Regions from separate parts of the Homo sapiens genome. Here regions 2, 3, 4, 5 and 6 are each linked to region 1. A link is a contact called in ENCODE Hi-C or POLR2A ChIA-PET data. All regions are on one chromosome and are shown on one strand. The core of a region is the stretch at or near the end of the contact, and the rest is flanking DNA. Distances in the headings are between cores, read along the strand shown.

Region 1 (3,670 bases), core at 1,171-3,670:
CCTGTCTCTACAAAAAATACAAAAATTAGCTGGCATGGGGGCACGATCTGTTGTTGCAGCTACTCGGAGGGCTGAGATGGAAGAATCACTTCAGCGTGGGAGGTCGAGGCTGCTGTGAGTTGTGATTGCACCACTGCACTCCAGCCTGGGTGACAGAGCGAGACCCTGTCTCGAACATTCCTTTATCTCTGCATGGGAGTGATAATATCACAAGGAGCAGAGAGAGGTTTTAGGTTAAGTTTGACTACTCTTCGTGGCAGAGAAAAATAAGCTGAATACTTAAAATAATTGAAAACATTAACTTTCTCCTCTATAAATCCTTTTGATAGTTCTCTAATATTCATGGCTGCCAAAATCGAGGTTTTTTTTTTTTTTTTTTTTTTTTTTGATGGAGTCTTGCTCTGTCGCCCAGGCTGGAGTGCAATGGCACGATCTCAGCTCACTGCAACCTCCGTCTTCCGGGTTCAAGCGATTCTCCTGCCTCAACTTCCTGAGTAGCTGGGATTACAGTCGCCCGCCACCACACCCGGCTAATTTTTGTATTTTTAGTAGAGAAGGGGTTTTACCATGTTGGTCAGGCTGGTCTCGAACTCCTGACCTCAGGTGATCCACCCACCTTGGCCTCCCAAAGTGCAGGGATTACAGGCAGGAGCTACAGCGCCTGGCCCGTAGGCTACTTTTTATCGAACTTTTAATCAAAGATTCACGTTACAACTCCTAGTTGGCTGAGGATTACTCTATCTGTTCTTTTCCAGGTCACTTCAGAAGTTTCTCCAAATGAATCAGAAAATACATAGTGTCTGTTTCTGAAATAAAAGTACATGGAAAGAGAGATTCTTCTCCTTGATGGAAAAGGACAAAATACTTTCTTAAGGTTCTCAATGACTCATTGTGATGGGAGGGGAAGAGGAGGCAAAGGAAAAAAGCCAATTTCAGTAAAAGATTTCAAGAAGTTGGTAAGAAAAATATAGGGTGGAAACTTTGTTTTCCTGCTACTAAAAAAAGATACTAGAACAGAACAAGGATCGCAGCAAGAAATATGAGTGAGGCCAGACCATCTGCCAAACCCTTCAAACTCATCCTTTCTACCTTCCCCATTAAATAGCATATTTAAAAATGAATCTTTGCTGACTCTGCCAAGAATCTTAAAACTGCCCAAGTTTCTTTACTAGAACTCACGGAAACCTGGTGAATACTAATATTACCTAAAAGCTCAGCAATATAGAGGAAATTCTCAGACTGGATGTAATGAATAAGAACGGCACTGTTGTTTCTTGCAGACTGTTTCTTGCCTGCGGTAAATCTTGCCACATACTCTAAATCCTTGGTAGGCCATGAACAGGGGAAAGACTATAAACAGAGTTGGAGATTACAGGCCTCAGGCATGCAACTCCTGTAGCTTTACCATTTCTCCTTAGGTTGGCTTCAGAGAGGACTCAATCCCCCAAGTGCAGAGATGAGGGTGTGTAGCACTAGAAGAGCTGATTTTGGGGTGGGAACTTAGACTTCTTGTCTTACCTGGCTCCCACTTTCTATCACCCGTTTTAAAGATGTTTGGTACCTTGAACATACATGGAACATACTGGTAGCTTTAACTGTGTGCCCTTATCTACCCTATCTATGTAGATGTGCCCTATCTATGTAAACTGTAACTTAGCTGAGAAAAAGTTTAACTCAAAGTTTTGGCAAGAAAGGGGACAGCCAGTCCATGGAAAATACAAAGAGCCACACTTAGGGAAAATAGCTTAGCAAATGGCTGCCTTTGGTGAAAATCTAGAGTCCACCTCTAGAAGGAAATTCAAAGTTCATACACTGACCCTCGCCCCTCGCGTCCCCCCTCCCCCTTACCTCAGATCACCACGGATAGTGAAGTAGGGTGGGGGAAGGGAGCAATGGCAAAGTGGACGCTCACGGCAGGGGACAGAGTAACCAAAAAGAGTAGTTTCTGGGGGAGAGAGAGAAGGCTGGTGCAGAGGTAAAAAGGAAAGACGGTGGGCGGATGGAGAGATGAGGGCAAGAGAGTGACAGCAGGGAGCGGGCAGAGCTGGAGAAGGAGAGTGGGCGAGAGCCAGAAAAGAGGAGGCTTAGGAGTAAAAGGGTAGAGGGCCAAGGGTAACAGCCCAGGGTTGGATCCGGGACCAGGGAGGTTATGAAGTGAGGGCTGGGCATGGGACAGGGCCGCACAGGTCGGGTAGGAGGTCTGGCCAAAAAGGGGTTGGGCCAAGAAGGTGGTCCCGCCCGAGGATGGCTCAGGGAGCGGACGGAAAGGATCCAATTCCTAGCTTCATGGTGCCTTGGCACCACCCTCACTCGCCTGCAGGATCCGGGCTCGCACTGCCGCCGCCGCCAATAGCGCCGCCATGGCTCTCGGCCGCCCTAGCTCCGCACCCCGCGCCTCTACTGCCCAGAAGCACTACAGCTGCCAGGCCTCGCCCTCCATCCTGCCAGGCTTCCTCATTGGTGGGGAGGACTATTTTCTCCAGCCAATCACTGGTCCGAACACCTGATTCCTCTCCTCACACCCCCGTCCTGGGGATAAGTGATTGGTTAGGAGCGAAAATGCTCTCGCCCTCTGCCACCTCAGCCAATGACGTAGGCGGAGGTAGAGAAGACGCCCCTGACTTGGACACTCCCTACCGAGCACACGGGGAAGACGCCCCCCTAACCTGGAACTCCGATTGGCCAAGGGCGGAACCGAGGCCCCACCCCCCCACTGAAAAAAGTAAATAAGACCCTTCAAGAATTTTGCAGTCGCTCCACCTCAACATCCGCGTAAGGGGCGTGGCTATACTTAGGGGCGGGGCTAGGCAAAGATTGCCCTATGAGGCGAGGGAATGAGACTGGGCTGCGAGTTGGGGATAGGGTTTCTCTTTGGGGGCGTGGCTTATGGAACCTCGTTTTCCCGCCGACGGTTGGCCACGTCACGTGACATGGGTTGGAAGATGGCGTCTCCCACAGACGGTAAGAGCCGGCTTAGAGATCTTTGCCTGCAGCCTCCTTCTTTGCTCTACTGGGAACATCCACTCTGTCTCTGCCCCTCGAACATACATTTCTTTCTTGGGCTCTTCTCCTTTCCCTTTTATTTTTTTTCTTGAGATCCATCGCCGTCTTCAGCTCACCGGTTCTTCACAGCAGCTCCGGAGGTGCCCAGTTTCCCCGCTCTGTACCAGGCGTGTGGAGGAGGGCACTAGGGAGGGACTCATTCTGGGTAAAAGGACAGGGGGGTCGCCCTGTGCCTTCCTTATCTCTATTTGGGCGAGGCTGAGGGTCGAGGAGGAGATGTTTCTGGAGGACGTGGCTTACTGTAGTTTTTTCCTTGGGGTACCCATTGAAAGGATCAGTTCTCTTCTGATTGAGCGCACGGATGGAATGATTCTCACAAACCCTCGCAGGGCTGCTGGCTGACCTCATCTCGATACTGAACCGCAAGAGAAACATGATCTCTCTCCTGTCTCCTCAGTTTGGGACCATTGCCGTGGCAGCAAGAGAAGCGGGGGACGTTCTCGGCCCCTCGCCCTGAGAGTCGCGAGGAGAATCAGTATTGAGCTTTTAAGTGTCGTCTTGCACAGGTCGCAACCTGTCTTCCATCTGCTTTACGTGTTGTTTCTTAAGGCTGAGTGAATTAACGATTTCTGTTTATATATTGTGTAAAATGCAAGTCATTTCAAGT
Region 2 (3,530 bases), core at 772-3,271, 4.5 Mb before region 1:
CTGGAATGCAATGGCACGATCTCGGCTCACTGCAACCTCTGCTTCCTGAGTTCAAGCAATTCTCCTGCCTCAGGCTCCTGAATAGCTAGGATTACAGGCATGTGCCACCACGCCTGGCTAATTTTTGTATTTTTAGTAGAGAAGGGGTTTCGCCATGTTGTCCAGGCTGGTCTCAAACTCCTGACTTCGTGATCTGCCTGCCTTAGCCTCCCAAAGTGCTGGGATTACAGGCGTGAGCTACCGCGCCCGACTGAGGATTTTTGGGTAGTGATGGACAGATCTGCATAGGGTCTCACAAGGGATTTTATAAGGTGGCAGTTCTTGTATGAAGTTACTGAGCCTCTTAATGGCCAAACTGACTTCAGTGCACAGCCAGGGGCTCAGTTACTTTGGCAGTTGATCTGACCTGAACCATCCATGCCTGCTTTCTTCCCTTTCCTTTCTTTCTTTTTCTCCTTCCTCCATTCATCTTCTCCAATTCTTCCTCCATCCCTTTCCCTTGCTTCCTTCCCCCTTGTCCCCTCCCTGAGCCTTGGGTCTGCCTGGCATGTTCCTGCTGCCCACACTGATTTGGTTGTGCTCTGAGGCAGACCCAGGTAGTTCTGAATTGTGCTTTTCAATCTTCTAGTGGTCTGGGCAGTGTGGCCCCAAATGAGCAGGAAGGGAGGGGTGCCCATCTTCTCTAATGAGTCTGGACCCAAGAAGGCAAGGAAGAAAGAAGGCAGAACAAGGATAGACTTATGAAAAAGGCATTATAGCAACGAGCCACAGGTTGCTGTGGGGCCCAGAAGGGAAGGGTTCTTTTGGGGATGGGTCTGTGTGCATGGGGAGGAGCATCCTGTTTATTTGGTTCAAGCTACTTCACAAGGACATGCCCTGTTAATTCACAGTGCTTTTCCCGAAAGCCTACTAGAACTAGGCCTGGTGAGAGGCCCTGAGAAGGTGTATCCTTTTGTCCAAGAGCATCTGGGAGAAGAGGCCTGCCTGACCCAAGCTGCAGCAAAGACACAAGTCTGTAGGTCCAGATGTGGACTCTACCACTGATTTACAAGTAGGAGTTCCTTAACACTTATGGAGGACCTCTGAGACCGACACGGTGCAAGGCCCTGGGGTACAAAGATAAAAAGCCAGAGTCCTCCCCATCAAGGCGCCACGGGCCCTGTAAACACATAAACCGAGGACACACTGCATGAGAGATCACCAATAAACGATGTAGCCATACAGTGCACAAACTGCTCACTCAGTATGTGCTAGAAAATAGCCCCAGAAGGCAAGGCTCAAGAGGGGAAATACAGTTAGGAATGTGGCAGGCTTCTAGCCCGGGCTCTGCCAGTCCTGGCTCTGAACTGCGGTTTTCTCAACCTTGAGATCCCTTGTGTGCTTTTAGTATGCTGAAGGATCACTCACTTCAGAATGCTAGTGAAAATACAGATTCCCAAGTCCGACCCCACTGAATCACAATGGCTGGAGGTCATTCGGGGCCCCGAATCTGCATTTTCACCCCCACCCACCCCCCGGGCAGCTTTAATGTTGGCAGGCTAGGAACCACAGTTCGGATTACTGCTTAACAGGGAGATAATAACCTGCTTCAGACGAGCTAGGTCAGACGAGCAATTCAAGAGCTAACAAGGCAACATGCGCCAAAAGCCTTGTAAACCTCAGGGCAGTACAATTCTTTGCAAATAATAGTAATTCAATCATGCAAATAATAATAATAGTAAACGAACTGGAGAGCGCACTGGAAACGCCGCATAGTCCAGCTGAGTCGGTGCCACCGCCCCATCCACTCCAGCGCAGAGGGACTGTCTCTTTAAGGACCCCCCACCTCCCCAACCGCGTCGCTTCTCCCTTGGGTACCTGGCCCGGCCGGCGGCGCGTGCGTGCAGGGCCTCCCGGCGGGGCGGTCGCGGCGGCGCGACGCCGGCGCCGTTGCGTGCGCGCCTGGCCCTGCCCCTTTCCCGCCCCTTCCCCGCCCCCTCCCCTCCGCGGGGCCTCCCCCGCCCGCGCGGTACAGCTGGGTCAGTGACGCGGGCGCTGCAGCCGTCGCTACCGCCGCGTTCTATTCTCCGAAGCCGGCGACCGCCCCACCTCCTCCCTCCCTCCCGCCCGCTTCCTCTGCCCACAGCGCCGGCCAGAGCGAGCTAGACAAGGGCACGCGGGGCCTCGCCTAGACCCGAGAAGACTGCGGGCGCGCGCAAGCGGCGGCGTGGAAGCTGTGAGCGCCCCCATCCCGGAGGTCTCCGCCGGCTCCCGGGTGAGTTGTCACCGCGGCCCGGGGGCGGCGGGGCCGGCATTGTGCCATCGACGCGCTCGGCCGGCTGTCAGGGGCGCGGGACCAGCGCGCACCGCCCAGGAGTGACGCTGGCCGGAGCCCGGGCCGGCTTCGGCGGCTCCCCGCGCTTCTCTGCGCCGGCCCGCTGTCACCCGGCCGCGAGCCGCGCCGCTGGGAGCCCCGCGCTGGCGTGGCGCGGCCAGCCGGCCAGCAGTGGGGGCTGCGCGGCCGGGGGGACCGGCGGCTGGTTTGCGGCCGGGAACTTGGTGACCCGCGGTCCGGGGCGCGCCGTCCCGCGTCGCTGCCCGGGCAGCACCGGAAGAGCCAGACGCCGTGCCGATGGGTGCAGAGGAGGTAGGCAGAGGCCCTCTGTGCCACTGTCATTACTGCCCTCAGCCCAGCAAAGCTGCGGGGCTTGCGCTGGGGCAGGGCTGGCTTAGAGAAGGTGGATTTCCTGAGGAAATCTCAGAGCCCGCCTGTGCGCACCGCGGCATTCGGGAGCCCCCGCGCCTCGGCTGCTCTTTAATCTCAAAAACTTCTCTTATTAACCAGGCTAAACTCCCCGAAACCAGCTATTTTCTTTCAAAAAGTAGGCACGTACATACAGACTTTCCTTTTTTCGCTTGGTTTTGAGACCCCAGCTATGAGTGTGGATCTGACTCTCCCTCATGGGAGTCGTGGCTGGGGAGCTGCTGAAGTGGAGAAAAGTTACCCTGGACGAATTTAGGAGCAGGAGGGGGAGGTGGTTATGGGGACAGCAAGACCCAGGAGCAAAGAGGCGTCAAAATAAAGTCTTGGGCTGGTTAAAGGGAAGTTGGCGTCTGGGCAAGGAGGCCTAAAGCTGTTGTTCCCACAGAATTTTCTTTCAGTGGCAGGCGACATGCTGGGCTTTGTTGCTCTCGCTAACTGGGCTCCTGTGTGCTCTTCCAGAGGTGCAGTAAGATTACTCAGTTCAATTAGGCCTAGGGATTTACTCCCTTTTTTGATCTACAGAGATGGGAAGTATGTCTTTCCTTCACAGTAGTTAATTCATTTCTTGCTGTTTTCGTTCCTCTGGTGTAAAAACATACATAGGAGTTACGCACACACACCTTTTCTGTTTTGGGAATTCCACACCCAAACTGTCACCATCTAGTGGAGGCTAGTAGAGACATGTGCTTGGCACTGACTTCTGAGTTCTCTGGGTTTTGTGTTTTTAGCTAGAAGCATATTCAACCAGAAATTAAAATTTTCCTGGAGTTGGGGGAGGTATGTCTAC
Region 3 (3,551 bases), core at 838-3,337, 3.4 Mb after region 1:
TAAACTATCAATGCCAACAGGATTAGAATGAAAACTATGATTTAAGCCAAGGACTGGGTATAAAACTCCCACAGCACCAAAAATAACTGTAAAGGCTAAACAGCATCAAGTTCTAAAAGAACCATTTGCTTTTCCTTTTAATAGCACCTTCATCAATAAAAGCTTGAGAAAAGCCTTGTCATGGTAGTCCTGTTGAGGCTTTTGATAGCCCTTAAAGATACTCTACTGTTACTTCCTGACTTTGTTTTCAACTCAGGGGATATAGGGATAGCAAGGGTATTGTGGGGATTTTCTACTATCTGGTCCCTTCTCACGGCAGACATCACTAATTGATTTCTACTGGTACAGGGTTGTTTAAAAATCCTTTTCTGTATTTAATTTTAGGGAGATAAACCAAAAATGCTGGCAGACACCATGAAATCATCCCACACAGACATTGTAGTCAGGCAACCTTGAGTTCAAATCCTGGTTTCTCTTAATTCTGAGCAAAGTGGATAAATGACTTTACTTCTAAGCCTTGGAGAAAATTATATCCTATCTCACAGGGTTGCAGGGAACATCTATAAAAGTGTCTAGCAGAAAGTAAATACTAAATGTTATTTCCTTTTAATATGGAATATCATACTGACATTTTTCTGTCTTGGTTTTCCCGTCTGTTAAATGGGCATAACAGATGACCTACCTTAGAAATGGTTCTGAGGAGTAAACCAGTTAATACATGTAAAGTGCTTAGTGCCTGACCCAAAATTAACACTCAATAGTAACTTTTATTATTAATACATCATCCTGGTACCTTGGGAAAAGCTAAAAAAGAAAATATTTTTTAGCAATCCTAAAGATTAAAAAAAATACAAAAATTCTGAGTAGCCACAAATGCTGAAGATGTGTATAGAACATATAAATGTCTCTGGCACACATGTCAGTTCATAAATCACTCTGTCATTCGTTTGATCCTCAGAACAATCTTGTAAGGTAGGCCTGGGAGATTCCATTTCCATGTTACTCATGGGGAAAGTGAGGCACAAAAGAGTTCAGTATCAAAGCCACTTTGTTAAATGCTCCTATTTCAAATTACAATCCAGGCTTTCTGGCTCCTAGACCATTTCTAGTGTCTTGCATGGTCCTTCTACCTATTTTTCACTTTCCAGAAAACTAGAGATCATTCCTTCACTATAGTAATTATCTACAGATAGACATAGAATGTGTCTAACAAACACAATAATCTACCAGAGGATTTCTGGAATCTTTTTAACCATGCAATGGCAGTAGACAACTGCCATCAATTTGTATTTATAACGCCAAATGAGAAGCTAGGTTTACTTGGCAAGTATAGATAATGATCTAGTGGCTCTAGAGTTATAAAGTAATCAGGTACGATTGTCACTCTTAAGAGTGACAGGTGCTTCAACATGATTTAAAATACTTCAGAGGTTTGTCTTTATCGTCTCTTGTTTACTGACAGCCCACAAGGCAGGGTGAGAGACCTCAGGGGAGAACAGGAACTTTACAAAGGAAAACAGAAGAATCAGCAAGAAAACCACAACATGCTCCCTGCCTCAGAAAACTCCAAAAACCACCTACTGAGAAGTCAGACTTGGTTTCAATTATCTTCCGAGCCAGGAAGATACAGGTGAGGCTTGTGAACTGAGACCAGGGAACAAGAGTTAAGCTAGGATGACTCTACGGGTGAACGTCCAGGAAGCCATGGATCTACCGCAGTCGTCAGAGCCCAGCGGATCCCTGGCAGAGTTAAATGCTCGTTCTGAACCAAATGTCCGCTTCCGAACCAATCGCTGGTGCTCACTCGCAGCCCCAGTCCCAAGCGTACTCCAGCGCCCAAGGGTCGCCCTGACTGAAAGAAGAGAATCAGGCCTGTAGTCATAGGGTGTAGGGATGCCTCCTAGAAGAGGGGAAAAGATCAAGATGCGGAGAGGCTGGATCCAGCCAGATACGCGACCCAAGGGGCTTGGGACACCCTCACCTCTTCCGCACAGAGCCCTCCCTCTCAGGACAGCGCCAGCCTCCGCCGCCGCTGGACCAGCCCTTCTATTCAGGCTGTGCAGCTTAGAGAAGGGGGCGGAAGGGAATAATCGTAGGGCGGAGAGAAAACACGAATAACGAGACCGCAGGGCATGCTGGAAGTCGTAGTTTCTTCTGCCTCTGCTGTCAGGCGCTGTCCCGACGAACCACAAGGCTTCTTGACTACAGCCCCCAGAAACCCCAAGCACCGTGCTAGGTCATTTCCTCTCCTTTCCGCGAGACCTTCCGCGGTTATCCAGCGAGTCACGTAGCAAGACTACAATTCCCATGAGGCTCAGCAAGGGCGATTTAGGGTCCAGGGAAGCAATGAGACGTGTTCTTTGTTTTCCTATGGGTGAGGAATGGTTGTATGAGCAGTTGGGTTTCGGGACGCTTTTTGGGGAGAACCCGATGGAGTCTGAAGGATCTCTAAATCAGGCGGAACCCACGGTGCGGCGAGTTGGGACGGAAGTAACCGGTGGGAGTGGGGAGGAGCCGGAAGTTAAGGAGGGGAGGGGGTGGAGGGAAAAGCAAGCCAGGAGGTGCTTGCGGCCGCTTCTAGTAGTTTCCAGGCGCTGCCGGGCGGCTGGCACTAAGCGGTCCTGAGGCTGTGGCTACGGCTGCTCCGGAGCTGGTGGCGCCGCGATAGGAGAGCCGATGGCCAAGTGGGGTGAGGGAGACCCACGCTGGATCGTGGAGGAGCGGGCGGACGCCACCAACGTCAACAACTGGCACTGGTGAGGGCCAGAAAAGCAGGCCGGCCTTGGGAGACCTGCGGCCGGGCCAGGGTTTCAGGGTTCCTAGAACCTCGGCCCGGACAGAGCTGGGGCTGAGGTAGCCCTGTCCGGAGATGGGGGTGGGTCCTTCCTGTGGCAGGGGTCCGTAGCCCCAGGCCTCTCCACTCCGCGGTCACCTTCTCAGTGTTTGAGGGGAGGGAGATGGACGTGGAGGGCTGCGCCCCAGAGGAGGGTTGTCAGAGAGACTAGGAGATAACGCCCTGGCTGCTGCATCCAGCCCGAGCAGGGAGGTGCTTATTACACGTGGCCAGAGGAGTCACTGAGACTGGAACCTCCTTTGATTGTGTTGGGAGATAGCTGTGAAAGGCCTAAGGCCAGGGGTCTGTAATTCCTATTTTGCGGCCTGCGGTAAAATTAAAAGTCATTCATAGGGGACCGCTGCAGCGGTCCCGCGGGAGATTGAGAACGTGTTGTGCAGGTGCTCAGAGCTCAGATAGCTGCGGCCTCTCACCCGGAACTATCAGGTCGGGTGTGTTGGAACTCCAGGTTGCCGAGCAGCCGTGGTTTTATAACCTGACCGTTCTTAAAATAACTGCCCTCCTTCATGAAATCTTCCCAAAGTAATATTAGTTTCCTTATTTTTGAATTCCACTGAACTTTTTTCGTAATGTTTGTATTGTACCGTTACTTTGTTGCAGCCTTTTTTGCTGTTGTTTTCTCTAATAGTTGATAAGTAGGAAGGCAGATAGTGATGTTTCTTTTCCATATCTCACTTTGTATTCTCTCTTCTTAACA
Region 4 (3,584 bases), core at 88-2,587, 4.7 Mb before region 1:
TTCAGCCTCCAGCCCCAAGAGGATATAAATACAGATAAGTACAGGATCGAGGGCTGAGGGACGCGCCACACGCAATACCTAGAGGTCTCAAAAACAGGAAAAAAAAAAAAAAGGCAGAGCACAGGAAAACGAAAGCTGAAAAAACACTGCAAAGCAAATACGTCCTCTCCTGGCCCACATGCTGGGTATAGCTGGATCTGTCAGCTTCGAGAATAGTTAGACAACCCTGGCCCATTGTTCCTACAGCAGGCTAGAGCATTTGGAGGGAAAAATACCATATCCGGCAGGGCCCGGTGGCTCACGCCTGTAATCCCAGCACTTTGGGATGCCGAGGCGGGTGGATTGCTTGAGGTCAGGAGTTCGAGACCAGCCTGGCCAACATGGTGAAACGCCGTCTCTGCTAAAATAAAAAAATTAGCCGAGCGAGGTGGCGGGCGCCTGTAATCCCAGCTACTAGGGAGGCTGAGACAGGAGAATTGCTTCAACCCAGGAGGCAGAGGTTGCAGGGGTCTGAGATCCCGCCACTGCACTCCAGCCTGGGCGATAGAGTGAGACTCTCTATCTCAAAAAACAAAACACCTCCCCCACGTCTCCCTCTACCGAGTAACAATCGGGAGAGAGTTCATCCTCAGGCCCAAGGCACGCCGGACCCGAGCGAGCAGGCGGGCGCGCAACCGCAGGGCGGACCGGGGCTCCGAGGCCTAGAGTCAGGCCTGGCGTCCCTGCGGCGGGAAGAAGGGTCAATCCACCGACTAGAGTGGCGGGGAGCATCACGCGGCGCTGCATGGGGCTCGTGGGGAGGGGAAAACGTATGGGGCTGGGGTCGCTCTGGAGGCCGGGGACTCGGACTCGGGTAGCCGCGGAGGCCTTTCTCACCATCGCGCCAAACTCTCTTCGCTACAGCAGCTGCCGACACCGCCGCCGTTACACGAGCTTAACTACAACGCCGCTAACAGCCAATCCTCGCGAGAGGAGCCGCCGGAAGTCGTCGAAAGTGCAACGCAAAAGAGCCTTTTGGATCATAGAGGCACAGTCACTTCCGGCAGCTAGAGCAGCTACTGACTCTGTTTCAGCCATCTTCGATAAAGGCAAAAAGGTAAGGGAAAGTTTCCAAGCTTTAGGAAGAATTATTTTTTTTCAAGACGCTGTCTTCCGTACTTTCGTTATTAAACATACGGCTCAAGTGATCACCGGTATAGACAGTGACATCAGACATCTTTCATTAGCCCTACTCAAAAATGGCGGCAACGTAAGTATCCTGGGCCGGAGGTCGGTTGTAACCCGGAAGTGCCTTTGTAAAGGAGGGGGTGGTTAGACAATCCGGAAGTGGATGGAATGAAGAGATGCCACTTGGCGGCCATGGCAGCTGTAGTATCGGCGACTCCGGGTCAAGGCCCGGTCGAGTGCAGTACCATGGGCAGCACCGGGTATAGGGCAGAGACAGCTTTGTGTCAACTTTGCTGCTGAACCCCTAGGACCCATCGTTAGAGACCTGCAGGACTCCTTTCCTCATCCCAGGCTCGGAGGAGAGTTTGCTGGGACTGGTGGGCTGGTTTCCTGCTCTGGGGGGCGGATCACCTTCGGGGCCGCCTCTTGGAGACAGGGGCGCCTAGGGAACGAACAGGTTCGCTTGAGTCACTTACCCGCCGCCGCCTAAGACATTGTGCCACCCTCAATCCGACAATCGAAGAAATCGATCATTCGCACATTTTCCCCATTGACTTTTCCCATCTCTGTTAACCCACGAGAATCTAATGACTGGCATCTGAGAACCCAGAGCCTGGGACCTTAGATTGCTGTAAGCTTTCTCTGGTGCTAATATCAGCAAAAAGGGTCTGTTGCCGGGTACGTTCAAGAGGAAGGTGCCTCGTGAACACATCTGCTGGTGGGAAGGCCTAAAGAACTGGAAAGCCCACTCTCTTGGAACCACCACACCTGTTTAAAGAACCTAAGCACCATTTAAAGCCACTGGAAATTTGTTGTCTAGTGGTTGTGGGTGAATAAAGGAGGGCAGAATGGATGATTTCATCTCCATTAGCCTGCTGTCTCTGGCTATGTTGGTGGGATGTTACGTGGCCGGAATCATTCCCTTGGCTGTTAATTTCTCAGAGGTAAGAAATTCTCAATTTTCTGTCAGCTGTCAGGATGGCTGTGAGATAGTAGTTTTAGTTGCAAAGGGAAGCTGCTTCCCTAGTTAAATCTCAAAGCTGAAGGTCTCATTAAGAAAGACTATCTTTTTTAAAAGATACATGACACTTAATAATAGAAAGAAACCTCATATTCATTAGTGGAATTCTTAACCTGGGGTGGATAGATATTCCACGGAAGATCCTGGAGTATTCTGAATCCCCTAGAATTGCTTACAAAAATTTGAGGTTCTGTGCATTTACCTGGAGAGAGGCACCATAACATTTCTTTTGATTCTCAGAGGTTTCATGGAATCAAGATTCCAGATTGTTATCAAGAAAATAAATGGAGGGCTGGGCGCGGTGGCTCACGCCTGTAATCTCAGCACTTTGGGAGGCTGAGGTGGAAGGATCGCTTGGGCCCAGGAGTTCTAGACCAGCCTGGGCAACGTGGCGGGACTTTGTCCCTACAAATGAGGCTGAGGCAGGAGGATCGCTTGACCCCAAGTGGTTGAGGCTGCAGTGAGCCGTGTTTGGGCCACTGCACTCCAGCCTGGACAGCAGAGTGAGATCCTGTCTCCAAAAAAGAAAAAAAAAGAAATGGAGAATGTTATTTTTCTACATGAACTGAAATCAATATGATAACTTCCTTTTGAGAAAGTCAAACACACCTTTCTGAGGAAAGCTGTTTTGTTTTTTGGATGTCTGTACTAGAATGAATGTAAGAAAAAACTAAGATTGTTCTTAACTCACATTTCCTTTTAAAGAAGGGGAGCCTTGGAATTGATATTCTGAAGTTGTTTCAAATCTATTTGCTTAGCAATGAATTTTTGGTTAATACGTTTTGACATTTTCGTTAATTTGATTGGCACCTTGAACAGATGTTAAGCGAGGGTCCCGGGAAGAGGGATAGATGAAAGCACTGTTCAGTGAACATGCTGATAGGTCCTTTAGGTAGGCAAAAGGAATTCACGAAGTGCACAGCGTTCAAAGATTTAGGGGGGAAAAACTACTACATTCAAAGGGAACAAGATTTCATGAGTTTGTCCTAGAGTTCAGCAGTAAAATAGGCCCTAGTTTCAGTGCCATTCCTGAAAGTACTTTCAAAGGAGGCCTGAAGTAGAAAGGAAAGGTATAAATGAAATATTAAGTACACCTTGAAGAAACCTGAGGAAGAGGAGACATTACAGGTGAAAATAGCCTGTGGGTGGGAAAGAAGGTGGGACAAGGTGTTGTCAGTTTGAGGAAAAGTAAAGCCCATAGCCAGATGGAACAGATGCTTAAATTGTTGTTGTTCTTTTTCTGTTTCCTTTTTAATCTGTACCCCTCAGCATCTAATGATAGCATTTTAAAAAATTACGTGCATTACCTAACTTCACTTAAAAAACTCAAGCTGGGTGCGGTGGGGCGCGCCTGTAGTCCTAGCTACTCAAGAGGATAAGGTAGGAGGATTGCTTG
Region 5 (3,667 bases), core at 170-2,669, 3.0 Mb after region 1:
ACTGTGCCTGGCCAAAGCCATGGGTTTTTAGTTGAGTCCTAATGGGCAAAAACGCCACACAACTGGAAAAAAATACCACCTGCGTCATAAACTTGTAAGGAATCATAAAAGGATGCATATAAAGCGGCCCGGCTCCTAATTACTTGGTAATTGTTAACTATTGCTTTCACTCTGTCCCCAAAACAAAAGCCTTACATGGTGTAGGCATATTACTTGTTGGTAAAGCTGACTACTAACAAGTACACCCATACCCAGTAATACATTAGAATTACCTGTGTCTAGAGGACTAACGTGATTAACCACGACCTAGCAGCACTTACAAAGGCCTGGATGACCAGTATAAAACAATTCCCCACTATCTAAATCAGCACTGTCCAATATAACTTTCTGCGATGCTGGGAATGGGCTATATATAATCTGCACTGTCCAATAAAGAGGTCACTGAGCTCCTGAAATGTGGCTAGTACAACTGAGAAACTTATCCAGTCGTTAGTGACCATCTTACTGGACAGCTCAGCTCTTGAATCTGCCTCGACCCGTCAACTCTTTAAACTCGCCCATGTCCTCTTTTTCACTAGCGAAATAATTCTTTTTCTAAGTAACCTTCACTGATTCAAGGCATCAGAACGTCAACTGATCCCAAGCCCTTTTTTTCTTTAGCTGTTACACACGTGTGTTCACCGTGAACCTTCACCAAGAAACAGCATCCATATAAAACCCATAGCACATGACAAAGTCAGTCAAACATCAAAGGTCATGAAATCATCTACTTAAAATAACTCATCGCGCCTCGACCTCGTGAAGCACGGTCTCGAGGGTGGACGGGAACAAAAAACAAACAGGGCGACAGGCGTAGAGAAAATGCGAGGAGCACGCGGGGAGGTCTGGCACCCCTGTCACGGCGACTCCAGGCTGAGGCCGCCCGCACGCCCGCTCTCCCACGCCGGGCACTGTCGCTCCCGGCACGCGCACAGGCCGGACACGACTCGCCCCGGCCCCCACCCCCAACGGCGGCACGGCGGCACGGCGGCACGCACCAAGACAGTGCGAGAGTCGCTCCTCTCTCTGTATCGACTCCAAGCCGGCCCCACCCCCGGCTCCTCTGAACCCCGCCTGGAAACCTTGCCCAAGCCGCTCATTGCTCAAGGCCCCCGTACAAAATGGCGGCGAGGCCTGAGGAACCAACCATAGAGACGCCCGCCGGCCGCGGACAGAGCGTAGGCCTCTGAGCGCTGGCCCCGCCCCGCGCCGGCCTGGTCTTCCGGCGGGGGCGGGGAAAGGGCGCATTTCCAAGGGCCCTTCTAGGAGAACAGCGTGCGGTCTCCATGGTGCCGGGTCATCCGAGTCGGGTCACGTGGCTGGCGAAAGCCGTCGCGGAGGCGTGGGGAGGAGAAATGGGCGGGAGGCTGTGGGGATAGCGAGACACCCAGCGACGACGAGGTTGTCATGGTGCCGCGGGGCCGTGCTCGCGCATGCGCCACCTGACCCACAGGCCGGTCGTGGAGCTGCGACCCCGGCCCTAGGTGAGAAAGGGAGGGCTCGGTCCGGGAGGAGGGGAGCAGGGATGACGGCGGGAGAGGGATTGGGCGAGGAGCGTGGGGAAAGGAGGTGGAAGTAGGGGAGAGAGGAAGAGGAGCGAGTAGGCAAGAGGGGCAAACCGGGACTTTCGGAGGACGGAGAGCCAAATGGTGGGAGCAGGGCTTTGGTTTGCTGTGAGGGGCGTGGGAGAGGGAATCGCGGGTGAGGAGGGGGCTGCGTGTGGGGAGGAGGCTTGTGTGAGGGGCAGGTGGGCCCTGGTCTAGCCCTGGGCGCAACCGCCAGCCGGCTGGGCGGGGAGAGAGCTTGGAGTCCAGCCCGGCTGGGAGCTGAGGGCCAAGCAATGGGCAGGTGAGTGGGCGCCAGAACTAGTAACTGGGCGAGGGTCCTGGGCTTCCGGTTTGAGGTCGGGGGTGGTACCCTGTTCTGGCTCCAGGGCACAGGTGTGCTGCCTTTTCCAGAGACCTGCCGTCACCCTCGTTGCTGGTTGTTTCCCCTGAGTGGCCAGCTTGCCAGGCTTGGTGTCGGGGGTAGTGTTTCTGGGGAGAAGGTGGGCAGTGCCAAGTAAGGAGTTAAGTGGTTAGTGGGTGGGTTCGGGGGAGCTCTGATCCCGGCCCAGGTCACAGGCTGGAGCTAGGCTCCCTGTTATTGCTCAAGTCCTGGCAGTATGCATTGCCTGGGCGTTTGCCCTGGAAGGCTGGTGGTATGCCAGTCACAGCACAGTACTAGGGTCTGCCCAGTTTTGCCCTGCTGAGCTGGCAGGCTGGTGGATGCCTGGAGGGTGCACATGCTGCCTGGCACAGATGCAACGTGGGCTGGTGCGAATGGGTAGGTGGGCACTGTTACTGTGAACTAATTGCAGCAGGGGATCGGAGAAAGTTCTCTAAGCTCATCTCCCCTTTGAAAGGTGAAAATAGAGCCAAACTGGTCTAAAACATAGGAAATTGTATGGAATTGGGGTTCAGGATCTTTGACACGAATTTTCAGCCAAGTTGGAGAAATGGAATGAATGTGGAAGGGAAGATGAATATTAGACATTTAGGTAGACAGGGTTTTTCCACTGTTAAGATACCCAGACATTCTCCCAGAATGGTATCCCTGAATATGCAGGCCAAAAGAAAATGACTTCGGAGAAAAGCTAGTAATGTATTTATAATTCTAACGGGGATTACTCAAGGTTTTCTTTCTGTGACCTTATCACTTTATTGTATTTAAGCCTCTGGTTGGGCTTTTACCTCACACTTCTGTCCAGGCACACATGTTATACACGTGACACATTTTAAAGGGAACTTGAGCTTCCAGGAATGTTGCCAAGTGTCTATAAAAGGAGAGATCTGAAAGCAGCATTTCAGATCCTTTTCTTGTAACCCTGGATCTCCTTTTTAATCATAAGGACAAATCTTCACAAAGATTGTTTGTGGATTAGATCAACCCTTAATTTGGATGGTGGATTTGTCCCTGACGTTTCAACTTAGAATAAGGGGTAGATCAAATATCTGTTTCCTGCAGGGGACCAGACGTGGAGGTTAGATCTTAAGGTGACCGTGGTGTTTGGAAATGCAGAATCTTGACCTTCAAGCTGTTCAGGTATTTCTGTGACTGCTAAGCTACTAGAGCTGTCAGAGACTCAGCAGGTCAGAGATTTGTTGGAATTTATTACTCTATTGAATGCCTCATGTTAATTGTTGGGGGCTGAGGTTGCAAAGATGAAAAAAACAACTCGAGGTTGAGGAGACAAATAATTAGACTAATGTCAGAAGTGCAAAAAGAGTAGTAAGAGCTAAATGCTTTGGAGCACTTGCTAGGATTTTGAATTTTGTCCCCTTATATAAACTTATATATTTATTGATTCACTTTCTTTCTTTCTTTTTTTTTTTTTTTTTTTGAGACGGAGTCTCACTCTGTCACCCAGGCTGGAGTGCAGAGGCACAATTTCGGCTTACTACAATCTCTGCCTCCCAGGTTCAAGCTATTCTCGTGCCTCAGCCTCTTGAGAAGCTGGGATTACAGGCACACATCCCCAAGCCCAGCTAATTTTTGTGTTTTTAGTAGAGACAGGGTTTCACCATATTGGCCAGGCTGGTCTCCAACTCCTGACCTCAGGTGATCTGCCCGCCTGTGCCTCAAAGTG
Region 6 (3,567 bases), core at 1,068-3,567, 3.2 Mb after region 1:
TTAATCATGGTAGTTAATTTTTTTTTTTTTTTTTTGAGACAGAGTCTGGCTTTGTCGCCTAGGCTGGAATGCAATGGTGCGATCTTAGCTCACTGCAACCTCTGCTTCCCAGGTTCAAGTGATTCTCCCACCTCAGCCTCCCGAGTAGCTGGGATTACAGGCACCCGCCATCATGCCCGGCTAAGTCTTGTATTTTCAGTTGAGACGGAGTTTCACCATGTTGGCCAGGTTGGTCTCGAACTCCTGACCTCAGGTGATCTGCCCGCCTCGGCCTCCCAAACTGCCGGGATTACAGGTGTGAGCCACTGCGCCCAGCCTGGTAATTACTTTCTTAAAAAAATTTTTACAAGGGTAGTGGGCTATTGTAATTACTGGTAATGACACCAAAGATCAGAGATCAATCTGAACCCCTGTGCACAGGTCACAGTGGTTAATAGACTGGTCTTAGACTGCAGCCCAGATGTCTGAAATAAGATTCCTCGGTGCCCCCAGGACTTATTCACAAGTGGCTGAATCCAGGACCCTGGAGGGCATGGTTGAGGTAAATACTGTAAGCTGGCCTTATTCTGCTGCTTAGAGTCCCATTGACAACAACCTTAATTAAATGCTGTAAGGGACAAACTGAAAAGATGTGAGTAGCCAGGGGAGTTGTATATTCATGTGAAAATCTGCTAGAAGCCAAGACCATAGAATCGAGGAGTGAGAGAGGCTGTCAGATTGCTCGTGCCTCTACACATCATTCTGGGTATACCAAGAATGCAAGGCCCTGACTGCATCTCACCTGGGCCATTTCTCATGGTTGTGTTTGCAGCAAGCAACTTTGAGAGAAGAGGCAGTGTCTCCCTCCAGGACAAAGAGGAGGTCTGCGTACTGCCTTCTATAAAACAGCAGATTTTCCAAGCTTGTCGTTCCTTCACTTGGATGCAACCCACTGCCTGTGCAGTCATCCATTTAAACCCATAGCGTCACCCTGTGGGACTTGGATGGCAAGGGAAACTGCTTCTAACATGCATCCTATTTCCTGTAATAAAGTCCTTTGTCTCTAACCCAGGAGTCTCATCTTCTGCCAGCAGTCACGACACAATAACAAGCTAATTTATTAATTTCTAAATAAAGCAACCCTGACAGTCTGTTTTCTTGCCTGCTTTTTGCTTAAAGAATTCCATTTCTGACACCCAGTATCTGGATAGTACAAGCTAAAACCTTTAAGAAAATAAATCTCTTCTCACAAGAAGAGTTCTGCCTCATAAAATCCTTTGGTCACCATACCTGAACACCCAAACTGTCCTTGCCCTATAGGATAAAGGTACACAGTTAGGTATTTTCTCCTCTGTTGATGCCTGAAAATCCTGCAGACATAGGAACTCAGGCCTTAGAAAATTCTGTACCCAAAAATTTGCAATTCTCTTTGGAAAGTTGAAAGCACCTTTAAAAGCCACAATTTGCAAGCCAGGTGATGCACTGTAGCATAACCTGGAAGACATGAGGGCTGCTTCCTCAGATACTAAGAATCCCACTGCCCCACCACCAGAGCAAAACGATCCCCCTCCCAGAGAATGCACCTCGCCAGAGGCCAACCCACCCGATACCTCAAGTTCCCCTCCACCGTGGCCCTCCTCCTATAGATCCCGCCCCCTCCGTACCCTCGGGCCAATCAGAGGGCGGCGTCCCGTCGCGGTTGCCATGGTGCCCGCCGAGTCCCTCCCATCACTCACCAGATGTGCGGCGGCTCGTCCAAGCGGTGGAAGCGGGTGGCGAAGGACAGCAGCGTCACCAAGGCCAGCAGGGCCCACCAGCCGACCGCCTCGAAGCGCCGTGAGCCCCAAGCAGGCCGTTTGGGGCTTCGCGCCACAGCCTCAGCGGCCACGTCCCGGCCTGCGGCCCTAGCAGCCTGGGGGCCACAGCGGCCCCTCCGGGGACGCAGCTCGGACTCTGCCAGGCCTCCGCCCGTGGCCGGCGGCATCTTCCCCCTCCTCTGGGTCGCCCTCCGGCCCGGAGGCACACTTTGTCTGACCAGCCGCCCCGCCAAGGAGTCACAAGAGGGCAGCTCGGGGTACCCCGGGAAATGCAACGCCCTTCACTGCAGCGGAGCGCGGGGCCCCGGGCTCGGGGCGGGGCGGGCAGCGTGGTCGCGGCCCGGGCCGCTAGGAGGCGGCAGGAGGCGCAGAGCATGTCGGGACCGGGAGGGCCGGCCGGCCCGGGGCGGGGGGGACTGGGCAGGAGGGGTCGGGCTCAGGGAACTGCAACTCCCAGCAGCCCCCAGGTACGGGGCGTGGCGGGAGAGCTGGGCGAGCCAGAGGCGACCGGAAGGATCTTTCTAGTCCAGCCCCTCGCTTTACCCGGACGAAAGACACGGGCCTGATTCGTCGAGTCTCACTGAGCCTTAGTCGTCGGCAGGTCCCAGGCGCGAAGTTTCTCGGCCTGGAGGAGGGGGTCGCGCGAAGTGCCAGATGCAGGCGGGGAAGGTCTGTGACGCGCACCCGGGTGGAGGGAAGCTGGTTAGACACCTGGAGACCCTGGGGGGCGGGGTCAGAAGTGAGCTGCACCGCCCGCCCAGGCCGACAACGACTCCCGGCATGCAGTGCTTTGCGCCGGGCACGCTCTGCGCCTGCGTGCTGCGCGCTGCCCGCTGGGGCTCGAAGTTCCGGGAGGGTTGGGCCAGAGGAGGCGGTCCTGGTAGGGAGTGCGTAGCAGGGTGGAGTCGCTGTCCGGTCGCGCTTCACTTCTGCTCCGCCCTCCCTGCTCCCCATAACAGACCCCTCCCTCCACTAAGGCTTCCAAACGTCGCCCCAAGCCTCCCAATTTCTCGCAGCCCTTCATGCTCTTCTCTTGGCCCTAGCAGGAGGTGACCTTCCAGTAATGTTTGTATTTTAAGAGTCCCCGGGCCGGGCGCGGTGGCTCACGCCTGTAATCCCAGCACTTTGGGAGGCCGAGGCGGGCGGATCACAAGGTCAGGAGATAGAGACCATCCTGGCTAACACGATGAAACCCTGTCTCTATTAAAATACAAAAAAATTAGCCAGGCGTGGTAGCGGGCGCCTGTAGTCCCAGCTACTCGGGAGGCTGAGGCAGGAGAATAGCGTGAACCCAGGAGGCGGAGCTTGCAGTGAGCCGAGATCGCGCCACTGCACTCCAGCCTGGGCGAAAGAGCGGGACTCCGGCTCAAAAAAAAAAAAAAAAGGCCCCGAGCGAGGAGAGGCAGTCATGACAATCACCTGGGGAGCTTCACGGCTTTCACATGTTCTTCCCGGGGCCTGCTCCAGAGCCACTCTGTTCATCTCTGGTGGAACGGGCTCGAGAATCTGCATGTTTTTATAAGCGGTCTAGATGGTTCTTAACGTGCCATGAAGTTTGAGAACCACTTTTGTGGCACTAAGGAAGGTGGCACGTTAGATGGGACTTTGCGTCACGTTAATAATGTATAGTCCTCCCTCTTCCAAATGGGATTTTAGGAGTCTTTTTCTCAAATCATGTGTAAGACATGGTTTAAAAATAAAATCTGCTAAAGTAATCAGAATGCATATTTGAATTGGAAACACAGGTCTTCTAGGAGTGCTGATGAGATGG

Evidence for each region. Hi-C counts contacts between places; a loop is a spot of excess contacts on that map. ChIA-PET counts read pairs that join two places held with the same protein, here RNA polymerase II (POLR2A). Pooled maps may share reads with other maps.
Region 2: a loop to region 1 is called in a map of naive thymus-derived CD4-positive, alpha-beta T cell, with 8 times the contacts of the local background. The contact joins the promoter of SUSD6 here to the promoter of ALDH6A1 in region 1. A Hi-C loop is called at or near these places in 1 of 168 maps with a recorded cell type or tissue (naive thymus-derived CD4-positive, alpha-beta T cell), 1 of 37 single-sample maps with no recorded cell type and 4 of 50 pooled maps. POLR2A ChIA-PET finds 5 or more read pairs at or near these places in 1 of 52 experiments (H1).
Region 3: a map of B cell shows a loop between it and region 1 (14-fold over the local background). The contact joins the promoter of VIPAS39 here to the promoter of ALDH6A1 in region 1. A Hi-C loop is called at or near these places in 2 of 168 maps with a recorded cell type or tissue (B cell and CD8-positive, alpha-beta T cell) and 8 of 50 pooled maps.
Region 4: a loop to region 1 is called in a pooled map, with 27 times the contacts of the local background. The contact joins the promoter of SLC39A9 here to the promoter of ALDH6A1 in region 1. A Hi-C loop is called at or near these places in 2 of 37 single-sample maps with no recorded cell type and 5 of 50 pooled maps.
Region 5: a loop to region 1 is called in a map of CD8-positive, alpha-beta T cell, with 24 times the contacts of the local background. The contact joins the promoter of CIPC here to the promoter of ALDH6A1 in region 1. A Hi-C loop is called at or near these places in 1 of 168 maps with a recorded cell type or tissue (CD8-positive, alpha-beta T cell), 1 of 37 single-sample maps with no recorded cell type and 9 of 50 pooled maps. POLR2A ChIA-PET finds 5 or more read pairs at or near these places in 1 of 52 experiments (B cell).
Region 6: a map of B cell shows a loop between it and region 1 (25-fold over the local background). The contact joins the promoter of GSTZ1 here to the promoter of ALDH6A1 in region 1. A Hi-C loop is called at or near these places in 2 of 168 maps with a recorded cell type or tissue (B cell and CD4-positive, alpha-beta memory T cell) and 13 of 50 pooled maps.

Annotation. Positions count from the first base shown.
Region 1 is chr14:74,082,033-74,085,702 of GRCh38, forward strand. It overlaps ALDH6A1 (aldehyde dehydrogenase 6 family member A1), which reads right to left and starts at 2,421. Exons shown (of 12, transcript NM_005589.4): 1 at 2,315-2,421. The coding sequence starts at 2,362. LIN52 (lin-52 DREAM MuvB core complex component) reads left to right here and starts at 2,924. Exons shown (of 6, transcript NM_001024674.3): 1 at 2,924-2,961. The coding sequence starts at 2,943. It also overlaps a transcript of BBOF1 not described here. RefSeq lists an enhancer at 2,833-3,012.
Region 2 is chr14:69,609,575-69,613,104 of GRCh38, forward strand. SUSD6 (sushi domain containing 6) reads left to right here and starts at 2,022. Exons shown (of 6, transcript NM_014734.4): 1 at 2,022-2,254. RefSeq lists a silencer at 1,771-2,540.
Region 3 is chr14:77,455,514-77,459,064 of GRCh38, forward strand. It overlaps VIPAS39 (VPS33B interacting protein, apical-basolateral polarity regulator, spe-39 homolog), which reads right to left and starts at 2,088. Exons shown (of 20, transcript NM_001193315.2): 1 at 1,982-2,088. AHSA1 (activator of HSP90 ATPase activity 1) reads left to right here and starts at 2,580. Exons shown (of 9, transcript NM_012111.3): 1 at 2,580-2,756. The coding sequence starts at 2,677. RefSeq lists enhancers at 1,886-2,408, 2,027-2,486, 2,409-2,931, 2,657-2,836.
Region 4 is chr14:69,397,355-69,400,938 of GRCh38, forward strand. It overlaps SLC39A9 (solute carrier family 39 member 9), which reads left to right and starts at 1,338. Exons shown (of 7, transcript NM_018375.5): 1 at 1,338-2,111. The coding sequence starts at 2,016. ERH (ERH mRNA splicing and mitosis factor) reads right to left here and starts at 945. Exons shown (of 4, transcript NM_004450.3): 1 at 877-945. The coding sequence starts at 879. RefSeq lists enhancers at 1-453, 454-961, 1,163-2,362, 1,291-1,630 and a silencer at 954-1,194.
Region 5 is chr14:77,096,839-77,100,505 of GRCh38, forward strand. It overlaps CIPC (CLOCK interacting pacemaker), which reads left to right and starts at 1,420. Exons shown (of 4, transcript NM_033426.3): 1 at 1,420-1,523. It overlaps LOC124903350 (a long non-coding RNA gene), which reads right to left and starts at 1,180. Exons shown (of 2, transcript XR_007064275.1): 1 at 1,038-1,180; 2 at 1-62. RefSeq lists enhancers at 651-700, 1,062-1,891, 2,031-2,190 and a silencer at 881-1,030.
Region 6 is chr14:77,318,719-77,322,285 of GRCh38, forward strand. GSTZ1 (glutathione S-transferase zeta 1) reads left to right here and starts at 2,318. Exons shown (of 9, transcript NM_145870.3): 1 at 2,318-2,465. The coding sequence starts at 2,451. It overlaps POMT2 (protein O-mannosyltransferase 2), which reads right to left and starts at 2,165. Exons shown (of 21, transcript NM_013382.7): 1 at 1,716-2,165. The coding sequence starts at 1,963. RefSeq lists silencers at 1,652-1,701, 1,932-2,311 and enhancers at 2,392-2,661, 2,539-3,400, 2,932-2,981.